3 separate regions of the Homo sapiens genome follow, and regions 1 and 3 are each linked to region 2. A link is a contact called in ENCODE Hi-C or POLR2A ChIA-PET data. All regions are on one chromosome and are shown on one strand. The core of a region is the stretch at or near the end of the contact, and the rest is flanking DNA. Distances in the headings are between cores, read along the strand shown. Region 1 overlaps VPS13D (vacuolar protein sorting 13 homolog D). Region 2 overlaps VPS13D (vacuolar protein sorting 13 homolog D). Region 3 overlaps VPS13D (vacuolar protein sorting 13 homolog D).

Region 1 (3,474 bases), core at 704-3,203, 90 kb after region 2:
TGCCCTAGGACAGAAGTGGCTGTTTGCTGTACCTCTCAGTGGACACTGAAAATGTGGATGTGTCCAGTTGCCTGCTGTCCAGCAACCCTGGAAGAACTTGTGATGGCTTTGTCTTCGTTATGAGAACACTTTGATCTGAACCCCTTTCCTTTTCTGAATCCTTTCCCTTTTTTTTTTTTTTTTAAGACAGTCTCACTGGCTGAAGTGCAATGGCACCATCTTGTCTCACTGCAACCTCTGCTTCTTGGGTTCAGGCAATCCTCCCAACCCGGCCTCCTGAGTAGCTGGGACTACGGGAGCACACCACCACACCTGGCTAAATTTTTTTTTCTCGTAGAGATGGGGTTTCTCTATGTTGCTCAGGCTGGTCTCTAACTCCTGGGCTGAAGTGATCCTCCTGCCTCAGCCTCCCAAAGTGCTGGGATTACAGGCATGAGCCACTGTGCCTGGCGTCTGAGTCCTCCTTCTAAAGGGAACCCACTGCACAGCATCTGGCTGCTGCCAACAAAATGACTGCCCCACCAGTCCCACAGGTGATGAGAGTTTGCAATGGCCTTCACAGCTTAGTACCTTAGTACCTTTTCTCTCCTGGTAACTTAGAATGGAAGCCCCATGGGGGCCCACGCATATCTGCGAGGGTGCACAGGCATGTGGCAGAATGAGCCAGGGGCCACCCTCTTGTTCTGGAGGTGCTGAGAGCCGGCCTGGCTGGGGGCTGTAACTGTCAGGCTGACTCCCAGCCACACTGTCCTCCCTGGAGTAGGTGCTCGAAACCTTTGCTTTTTGCCTTTTCGCTTTAATCTGGAACGCTTGGGGAAAAAAAAAAAACAAAAAAACAAAAAAACAACAACAAAACAGTAGACCAAATGGTGACTGAGTCCCAACCCTTCTTCAGGCCAGATGAAATCATGGTCCCTGCTGGCGCCATTCCTCCATCTCAGAGCCCTCACTTGGGTTCAGACCCTCAGTCACACAGGGAGCCCCGCCACAGCTGAAGTGTTTTGTCAGAGCAAGATTGCAAAGAGTTAACACTTTTGCTTTTTCGGAAAGTTATCTGTGAAGAGTATTAGTTGTTTAATAAAGCGTGCCTGCCCTCCCGATGAACCCGCCAGTGACTCTGCAGCTGGGGTCATTCCAAGTTCACGCAGTGGACTTTTGACTGCCTTCTGTGTCTGTGAAAACAGTCGGCAGCTCCTGCGGGGATCATTCATTCAGGCCTGTAACACAAAACTATTGCCAATGGGCACCTGCTGGGGCAGCTTCCCGGGAGGGCTGGGAGGAAGATACCAAACTCATCAGGCATCTGTGGAGATAAGAGCGGCAGGGGATCCACTGGGATCCCGCTAATCAGGCCTGCACTTAGACCCCACTGCCTGGCCAACAGGCTGGTGTCAGAATGTATTAGGCAGCCCTGGCCAGGATAGGATGTGAGCTAATTAAAGGCCTTTTACAAAGAGGAGGAGGTAGGGGGTGGGGAGAGAGAGAGAGTGAGAGAGAGAGAGAGAGAGTGTGTGTGTGTGTGTGTGTGGAGGAGGAGGAGGAGGAAAGAAGTTTGAAGTGCATTCCCCAAATTTCCAGCACATTCTTTATTCCTCTGTTTTATCCCTCAAAACAGAAGAAAACAAATTAGAGGCTGAGCATTTGGTTATTTCTAACCTGAAATTGTCATTCATTGTGCCTGATGCCGTATTGGTTTTAACTGCTATTTTTGTGGAATTACATATACTGTGAAAGACATCTTTTGCCGCAGTCTCCCTGGGAACATCCTGTTGTTGAAATGCCGTTGGTCAGCTGCTTGAATTTTGCCCTTTTCTCTGACTTTGACACATCAAGGCAAAAATAGGTACCTATTTGTGGTGTGTTCTAGGTTTCTCCCTTTTGCTTGGAAAATCCACTTGCCAGCTGTGAAGGGTGCTGCTGGGAGGATGAAATGAGTCAGTGCACAGCGTGTGCTCTTAAAGTTTGGTGGTTGAGGTGGCGGTGGTAGCAGCTTGGCTCTGTGGTTTAAAATGCCACAGCATGCACTATCTTGAAAATACTCAGTAGTCCTAGCATACAACTGGGTTTTAGTTACACCTACTTAAGGAAGAAAGCTCATTTGAAAGTGTTTGATTTTCCTGTACTTTCGTTTGTTTATTTAGCCTGTGTATTCCCCCCACCCCCAGTAAGCAGCAAACTAACTTATTTATAGGCCTCAGGTATGTTTAAATCTGTGGTATTTTCTTAATCAGCCTGATAATGATACATTTTTGAAAGCAGTTTTGTTCACACATAAACCTAAGCCTTTATTATATTATTCTGATACATTCCACATAAGCTTGTCTGTGCACAAAGAAACATTTAGATTAATCTTGTACTACATGGTAACAATCCTAGGAAATTCCAATCAAAAGCCAACAACCTGTTTCCTTCATTCTGGACTGTTGGTGGGTTTGTTTTTGTCTGTGGTCTGATAAGGAGTAACAACAATGTTAATTTTGTATTTCCTTGGCATTTGTCTCACATAATCTTTTGTCAAAGTTGACCAGTAGGCTTGTCAGGCTTGCCATGCAGTTTATGAAATAAATAGTTACAATGGAGTAGTTAACTTAGCCCTGCGGAATATGTTAGTGTATCCTTACCGTAAGTGTTTAAAATGTTAATTACATTTATCTTTATTTCTCAGCATTGCTATACAGAAAACATGGGATAGACACTGATACTGATTGCCCAGTTGAAATAAGTTTTGAATTTAGTAACTGAATGGATAGCTTTAAAAATGGTACTAATATTTTGGGAGACTGAGGTGAGCAGATTGCTTGAACTCAGGAGTTCGAGACCAGCCTGGGCAACATGACCAAAAAAAAAAAAAGTCTAAAAAATACAAAAATTAGCTGGGCGTGGTGGCACCCGCCTGTAGTCACACCTACATGGGAGGCTGAGGTGGGAGGATCATCCGAGCCTAGGAAGTTGAGGCTGCAGTGAGCTGTGTTTGCACCATCACATTCCAGCCTGGGTGACAGAGCAGGACCCTGTCTGAACAACAACAACAAAAAGATACTCATATTTATTGACTGCTTCACTATGTGCCAGGTACTGTTCTGAGTCTTCATACAAATTGATTTGTTTAATCCTCATAACGACCCTGTGGAATGCTAGTTTGTAAATGAGGATACTGACGTTCAGAGAAATTAACTAATTTGCCCAAGGTTACAAGGAGAGCCAGGCTAAGAACCGAGATTCTCTGATTCAGAGCCCGTCCTCTTAATACCAGTGCAAAAGCAGCACTCTATCTAGTAGGCTTCATTCTCGAACCTCTCTGCGATATATTTGCAGGGATTAACCATGTAAGGCTGTATTATCAAGGGGATACAGAGAATTTGAGTCACAGTTTAAAGTCATTTCCTGTGCTACCCTGTGTTGTATAATTAGCTCTTTTGTAGATGCTGTACCATCCAGGCCAAAGTGTGTGGCCGAAACCAGGAAATTGTTCTA
Region 2 (3,577 bases), core at 387-2,886:
AAAAAAGAAAGTGGATGTAAGTGAGGGTCCCTAGTGTTTTGTCTTTTTACTTTCCTTATAAATGATTTTATTTTATTTTATTTTATCTTATCTTATTTTATTTTATTTTTGAGACAGGGTCTTCTTGCTCTGTTGCCCAGGCTGGAGTGCAGTGGCACGATCTCAGCTCACTGCAGCCTCTGCCTCCTGGGATCAAGCAACTCTCCTGCTTCAGCCTCCTGAGTAGCTGGGATTACAGGGATGCTCCACCACACCTGGCTAATTTTTTATTTTTAGTAGAGATGGGGTTTCATCATGTTGGCCAGGCTGGTCTCAAAATCCTGACCTCAAGTGATCCGCTTCGGCTTCCCAAAGTGCTGGGATTACAGGTGTGAGCCACCACACCTGGCCCCTTATTAATGATTTTAATGTCTTCTTTTTAAAAGATATTTCGTAAATCAGTGTTTCCTTTTATTATTTTATTTTATTTTATTTTTGTAGAGATGAGGTCTCACTGTGTTGCCCAGGCTGGTCTCAAACTCCTGGGCTCAAGCAGTTCTCTCACCTCGGCCTCCCAAAGTGCTGGGATTACAGGCGTGAGCCACTGCACCCAGCCTCCTTTTAAAAAATAAAGACTTTGCTGCCATCTTGGAAATACATGTCTTTTCATTAACTATCCATTTATTTGACATATGAGGTGATAACCTGTGTGTTTCACAGAATTTGGTGGAAACATAGACATATCATAACCCTCAAGTTTATTGCATCTTGGCCTGATTTTCATGATGGATTGGTGATATGGTATTCTTAAAAGATTCTCAAAGCATGTTGATTTCAATTTTAATTTACATATATGCCACGTAGTACTTTTAACAAGCAGCTAGTTTCAGGACTCAAAGCTAATAAGAAGACAAATTCTGATTCTAAAAAGAACTGATCTGGGGAGACTGCTAGCTGATGCATTCCTGAAGTACCCATACTCAAAACTGGAATGAATGTGAGAAAATGTTCTATCTGATTACTGAGAGATCATAAAATATCCAATAAAGTGTTGTATTATTTACAAGTATTTTTCTATGCACAGGCTATCCAGTGGATATGAATAGGTTAAGACAGCATTTGAATAGGTTAAGATTTAGTATTTGAGCCTCATATTTGTTTTCAAGCTGAGCTGAAATTGAAGAGATTGGCTTTAGCTTTCTGTAATCATGTGCTTTTTGTGGTGCTTTCAGTTCCTGAGTGTAAACTTGCTCCCAAGTCAAGCAGGTTTCCTTTTGCATAGCTTTGGTACCCACACACATTATTCCCAAGAAGCAAGAGTTCTGAACGTGTGGGTCTCCAGGGATTTTATAGGGAAAAAAAAAATCACTATGCTGGGCACACATGTGCTTGGAAGCCACTTTAGCTTCCAGGTAAGAGCAGTGAGCATTTTCCTGTTGGTCCCCACAGTTCTTGGAGAAGCTAACTACAGAACTGTTGGGAACATTTCTGGATAAGCCCATCCTCTGTCATATCAGAAAGGGTTTGACCTCTTTGTCATTTCTGTTTTTGTTTCCGTATTTCATAATCCATTTCAGGTCCCACTATTCTGCTTGAATTCTTCAAAATAAATGCCTTTTCTGGCTTTTTCCCCTTTTGGCACACTGCACCCCACTCCTTGCCTCCCTCCCCGCTTCCTGTCAGCCTCAAATCTAGTTCCCCATTTCACTTCTGGCTTGAATTAGGCAAAATCTAAAATAGAATTAAATGTGCAGTTTCCTCCTGTTCCTCCTGTTCTGCCCACTGCCTTCTGCTCCAGTTTCAGTCGAGCACAGGAGCCCTGAAATGAGCGCTGTGCCTCTCCTGCCCTGTCTGTAGTCACGTAGGGCTGGAGCCAAACAACTGCATGTGGTTCTGAGCGAATTAGGATTTCAACAAAGGAACCAAGAATAATTTTTTATGCATTTCCAAGAGTATGGTTATATGATTAAATCGCTACTGCATTTTTACCACCCCAGTGACATCATTATATAGGTTGGGGTGAGGGTTGGTGGGGGAAAGACCTTGGCTCGTGTTTAGGTTTTGCGTGGTTTGTACAATGGAGGATAAATGCCACTCTTACTCAGTCAAGCTTTACAGATCTTGCAGTTTGTGTTGTAAGTGTAAAACCCAGTTAAACTGTGCTCCTGATTTCCCTTGCATTAGGTAATCTCCAAAAGGTTTAGCCAACTGGGTTTTTACATCATATGTACTAAATCAGATTTGTGTCTTTGCTTCTACTTTTCATCCCTTCTGGAGATTGTGCCTAATATCTTTTTCTTTGTTCTGCCTGACAGACACACCCATGACCTCCGGATTCATCAACTGCAAGTGAGAGTAAATGGCTGGGAGCAAGTGAGCCCAGTGTCTGTGGACAAAGTCGGGACCTTTTTTCGATATGCAGCACCAGATAAAAATTCATCTTCCTCTACGGTGTGTGACATTCAGGAAGTCAGATGGTTAAGCGACTGTCAGGAAGTCAGATGGTTAAGCCTGTAATAAGCTTACTCTAATGAAACTTTCTTGTTCTTTCTTTCCCCTAATTCTAGGACTGACTGGGTCAGTCATAGGCATTGGTAATCAATATGTAGATAAGCCAGCCAATGGTTAGTTTCAGTAGAAAAACAAGATTTAAAATCAGCAGTAACACATTTCCTCACCTCTGTAGATCCATTTCATGCTAGCTGGCCTGACTGGCAGTTTACTAGTCTGCTGAACCTGAGTCTTGTTTTTATTTCACATATTGTTATGCTGTCCATATACACTGTGTTTTTAATATTTCTTATAATGCAGCACCTTGATCCTTTTACTCTGTGTCTCCAAATCTTTCTCTGTGGCACAAAGAGAGATGTCCACTGTCGTTTATTTTCTGATCACACATGCTCTCACATACCCTTCCTGCCTGTAGTCCCAGTGGTTGGAGGGACAGCCCAGGAAATGATGCAGGTGGCATCCCTGACTTGTACATGCAGGTGGAGGCTGACATCCTGGCTGACAGAGCTGCCATGGGTCCTCTTGCCCCATCCTCCTTCATACTTCATGGAACACTTGCACTTATTTTTGGGTAGCCAGTAGTGAGGTGGAAATGCAGACGTGCAGAGATATTGCAGCTTTCTTCATGAAAAATATTCTTAGAAAACACTGTTGCACAACTGTCCATTTTTACTGTTGCTCTTGTGCCCCAAGTTTCTTACAAAAAAACAAAAACAAAAACAAAAACAAAACCTTTTCAGGATTACTTTTCAGCCTAAGTTTATGTCTAGTAATGACAGGACCAGTTCCCTCATAGGTACCTTTCTTACTGCATTGATGTGTTGGGGAGAAATTTGGCATACGTTGAATGGTTATAAAATGAATATTGTTTTTTCCATATCTTTAAGAGGAGATGTTTTATCTTCATAGTAGACTATACTTTACTTGAAAGTATTTACAAACACGACCCTTTGAAGAAAATTATGTTGTCATTGAATTTAACGTTGCTAATTATCTTAAGTCTGTGCTGACTCTAACTTTTGAAATCTTTTTCAGATTGGCAGCCCAAGCAGCAGAACAAATATTATACATCCCCAGGTTTATGTAA
Region 3 (3,720 bases), core at 604-3,103, 110 kb after region 2:
TAGGGGTGAAGACTTTTGTAATGGTTGACTGTTAACAAGTGGCAAAGGACAAGTCCAGTTGGCTTGCATAAGCAATTTTTTATGGACAGAGAAACAGGAATTCAGACAGAAGTCCTACAGTAAGTTGAGATAGGTGTAGGTACCTTTCCATGGCAAAGGTCTTCATCTTACGGAAGAATCCAGCATTAGAGGGAAGAGTGATCTCTTAGGTCATCTCATCCCATCCTCCTTGGGTCAATACATTGTCTTTGTATAGAGAACACCCAGGACCCAGTTGGTGCTGGGGAGCTGAGGCTGCCACAGCAGACTTAGTTGGAAATTAAGCTTTTGGCATAGGCTCACTCATCAACTTTGGATATTAATTGATGGGAGTAGAAGAAGAGGGAGTGATATTGGGTATTCTGCCTAGATTATTCTCCCATATTCTCTTGGTGGGGGAGTATTATAGGATTTTTAACTTCCTCCTAGTTAGCTGCCAGCGATAGGTAAAGAGCACTTTACCCTATCTGTCTTCCAAGAAAGAGAATGTAAGCTCTTAGAAAGAATATAAGAGCTTGAGAGAAACAGGAAAGACCTGAATAAGACCCTGAATTGGCTGCGGTGCTCCTGGGTCTCTTCAGGTGGAGATGTGTCCCCTGGAGACACACAGGACATGGGCACGCGTCACTTAACTGTGGTTCTCACAGCGTCTGGGGCACCAGAGAGACACGTTTTTGTCTGGAACCTGAAGAACGCTGGCAGCCTACATAATTCTAAACATAGCAGGCACTCTTATTGATTCTTTCCAAAACAAAGGTCACATTTCCTTTCTGTGTAGTTTGTGTCCTGGGTTCCTGCTGACTGTTTTGTGTATACGATTGTTACCTTCTCAAAGAGACTGTCAGTTCTTGAGGGCAGGGTTCAAGGCTGCTGTTTGTTTGTGTTCTTCAGCAGTACCTAAATCTGTCCTGGGCTCAGAGGAAGTATTTAGTAAAGACATTCTACCTTGGGTTGTAGGTCACACAGTGCCAGAGCTGGAAAGGATTTTGGAAATCGTAGAGTCCAACACTCTAATTTTGTAAGTGGTACCACTCCAAAAACTTACTTGGGAGGCTGGTGTTTATCTGCTGGAAAGAGAGGATTTTATTATGTTAAACTATAGTGCAAATGACCATAATTCTAAACCTTTGACAGGCTTCCCTCAAACGCTGCAGGCATGTTCCTCCTTGGACTAGTAGCAGAGTAATAAGAACAGTAAGAATGCTAACTAGATACCAGGCCCCCGAGCCATTGTCATGAATGCTTCCAGCCACATGACAAAGTAGGTACTCTGGCTATTCTCCAGATGCAGAGGAGGCTCAGAGGTAGGTGACCTCGCTCAGGGTCATGTAGTTACCAGAATGGTCGAGGGAGGACTGAAGTTTGGTCAGATGCCCCAGCTTGTGGCCCTTCTCCTATACTGTGGTAACTCTCAGATGGGGTCTCTGACTGAAGCCACTCCTTAGTGATTCACGGTGCTAGCTTTGCAGCGTCGTGTGGTGTTTCCAGTTGTCCTAAAGGAAGTTATTAATTTTCATTAACTTTAATTCTCTCATTAGACAGGCAGTGATATGGAAGGCAAGGCAGAAAGCAAACAAATAATGATAGGGGTTACATCTCCAGAAAGGTCAGGAATCACTGCCCTAGGTTGTAAAATATTTGGACTGAGTAAAAGGCATGAGTCTTCCCATAGCTTCTTCCAGGAACTGTTGCTTTACATGGAATTGCTGCTGTGTTCACTAGTCCCTCTTCTGTGCCCAGAACTCACTGTCACATGTGTCAAGAATCCTCATGACTGAGGTTTCCAGGGCAGATCTGATCTGTGTAACACGCACCCTAACCCCCTTGCCAAAGGAGAATGAAATAGGCCCCTAGATGGCCACCCAGTTCCTGGGCCTTCCAGGCAGGCAGCTTGCCTTGAGGCTTTCCCCTGAGCCTTGTATCTAAGGAACATTCCTGTGAGTTTTCTAAGAGGTTAGTCCTGGGTCATTGGCACTTAAACCACTTGTTTTGGTAGATCCTTCCTGAGAAGGTTAATTATATATTTGATATCCTTCTCTTTTTATGCCTGAATGATGAGGATAAGTACTCTGTGGTTTATTAACTGTCACTTTAAACCTTTTCAGATTGTCTTGTGACAAAACAGAGTTTTATGTCCTTTTTATCCCAGCTTTGATGGATGAGACAGCTTTTCTGGTTAAAGTATGCCAGGATAAATAAAATCTCTGAATTGTGGAAAGGGTGGGTTTGCATTTGAAATCATGAGTTCAAGTCTGCCACCTCCTATGAACGGTGACCTAACCTGTTAATCTTTCCATCGATTTCGTTTTTGGCTTTTGACAAATGGAGCTTGGCACCTCATAGGTACTCAGTAATTATTGAATAAATGAAAGACAGCATTACTGGAGGGAGTTTGATGTCTCCAAATATTTGATACCAAACCCTAAAGCAACAATCTGACACATTTCCTGTTTTGAATTCCACTAATTCTTAGAGCAAAGAGCCTATGTTCTTACCATGATACAGTCCTGAAGCTCACTTCTCCCTCAAGACTATTTTGTTATACCTCTGATTTTTTCAGTAAATTTGGAGTAGTATTCTGGAAAGTGAATGTCATTAAAGATTTTTAGTAGTTGCTTTGCAAAGCCTAGTGTCCTCCATTGTATGCATCCCCCAATTGGTATGTGTCCAGTCCTTTTGAGAACCACTCAACCTGGGGCAGACAGTATAGGTAACTGCATTTAAAATATTTAAATTTATTTATATTTAAATTATTGGCCAGGCACAGTGGCTCACGCCTGTAATCCCAGCACTTTGGGAGGCCTAGGTGGGCAGATCACTTGAGGTCAGGAGTTCGAGACTAGCCTGACCAACATGGTGAAACCCCATCTCTGCTAAAAATACAAAAATTAGCCAGGTGTGGTGGTACACACCTGTAGTCTCAGCTACTCGGGAGCCTGAGGCAGGAGAATCACTTGAGCCTGGGAGGCGGAGGTTGTGATGAGATGAGATCACACCACTACAGACCAGCATGGGCTTATCTAATTGTATTTAATTTAAATTTATTTAAAGTAATTCAAATAGTAAAAATAGTGCCAAGACTTTAAAACTCTTCTCCTGCTTTTAACTCCTTCTAGTTTGCTGGAACATTATCAGATGGCTTAGGGAAGACGATGGACAATCGGCATCAGTCAGAGCGGGAGTACATCAGGTACCATGCAGCCACAAGTGGTGAACACCTTGTAGCCGGCATCCATGGCCTGGCTCATGGTAAGTCATGGGTGACATCAGGCTCTGCTGCTGCTGGTCCTCAGAGGCGCCTTTGTATCAATCTGATTGCAGCTATAAAAAAAGAAAGGTGGGCTGGGCGCGGTGGCTCATGCTTGTAATCCCAGCATTTTGGGAGGCCTAGGAGAGTGGATCATGAGGTCAGGAGTTTGAGACCAGCCTGGCCAACACAGTGAAACCCCGCCTCTACTAAGAATACAAAAATTAGGCCAGGCACAGTGGCTCAATCCTGTAATCCCAGCATTTTGGGAGGTCGAGGCGGGTGGATCATTTGAGGTCAGGAGTTTGAGACCAGTCTGGCCAACATGGTGGAACCCCATCTCTATCAAAAATACGAAAATTAGACAGGCGTGGTGGTACATGCCTGTAGTCCCAGCTACTCGGGAGGCTGAGGCAGGAGAATTGCTCGAACCC

Evidence for each region. Hi-C counts contacts between places; a loop is a spot of excess contacts on that map. ChIA-PET counts read pairs that join two places held with the same protein, here RNA polymerase II (POLR2A). Pooled maps may share reads with other maps.
Region 1: a loop to region 2 is called in a map with no recorded cell type, with 10 times the contacts of the local background. The contact joins two enhancer-like sites. A Hi-C loop is called at or near these places in 2 of 168 maps with a recorded cell type or tissue (PC-3 and naive thymus-derived CD4-positive, alpha-beta T cell), 13 of 37 single-sample maps with no recorded cell type and 16 of 50 pooled maps. POLR2A ChIA-PET finds 5 or more read pairs at or near these places in 7 of 52 experiments (HepG2, Panc1, activated CD4-positive, alpha-beta T cell and 4 more).
Region 3: a map with no recorded cell type shows a loop between it and region 2 (1.9-fold over the local background). The contact joins two enhancer-like sites. A Hi-C loop is called at or near these places in 1 of 168 maps with a recorded cell type or tissue (naive thymus-derived CD4-positive, alpha-beta T cell), 5 of 37 single-sample maps with no recorded cell type and 11 of 50 pooled maps. POLR2A ChIA-PET finds 5 or more read pairs at or near these places in 1 of 52 experiments (activated CD4-positive, alpha-beta T cell).

What each region holds. Positions count from the first base shown.
Region 1 is chr1:12,432,443-12,435,916 of GRCh38, forward strand. The region is part of intron 65 of VPS13D (vacuolar protein sorting 13 homolog D); the gene reads left to right. Among named protein-coding and RNA genes, the nearest start is that of SNORA59A, 73 kb to the right of the region's middle. RefSeq lists an enhancer at 1,045-1,189 and a cis regulatory region at 1,112-1,122. Within about 2 kb of position 1,954, at least 27 of the 41 ENCODE cell types and tissues checked have a DNase peak (open chromatin) inside an H3K27ac peak, as active enhancers do.
Region 2 is chr1:12,343,080-12,346,656 of GRCh38, forward strand. It overlaps VPS13D (vacuolar protein sorting 13 homolog D), which reads left to right. Exons shown (of 70, transcript NM_015378.4): 43 at 2,295-2,430; 44 at 3,526-3,573. Among named protein-coding and RNA genes, the nearest start is that of VPS13D, 110 kb to the left of the region's middle. RefSeq lists an enhancer at 1,657-1,816. Within about 2 kb of position 1,637, at least 15 of the 41 ENCODE cell types and tissues checked have a DNase peak (open chromatin) inside an H3K27ac peak, as active enhancers do.
Region 3 is chr1:12,452,843-12,456,562 of GRCh38, forward strand. VPS13D (vacuolar protein sorting 13 homolog D) reads left to right here. Exons shown (of 70, transcript NM_015378.4): 66 at 3,156-3,288. Among named protein-coding and RNA genes, the nearest start is that of SNORA59A, 53 kb to the right of the region's middle. Within about 2 kb of position 1,854, at least 19 of the 41 ENCODE cell types and tissues checked have a DNase peak (open chromatin) inside an H3K27ac peak, as active enhancers do.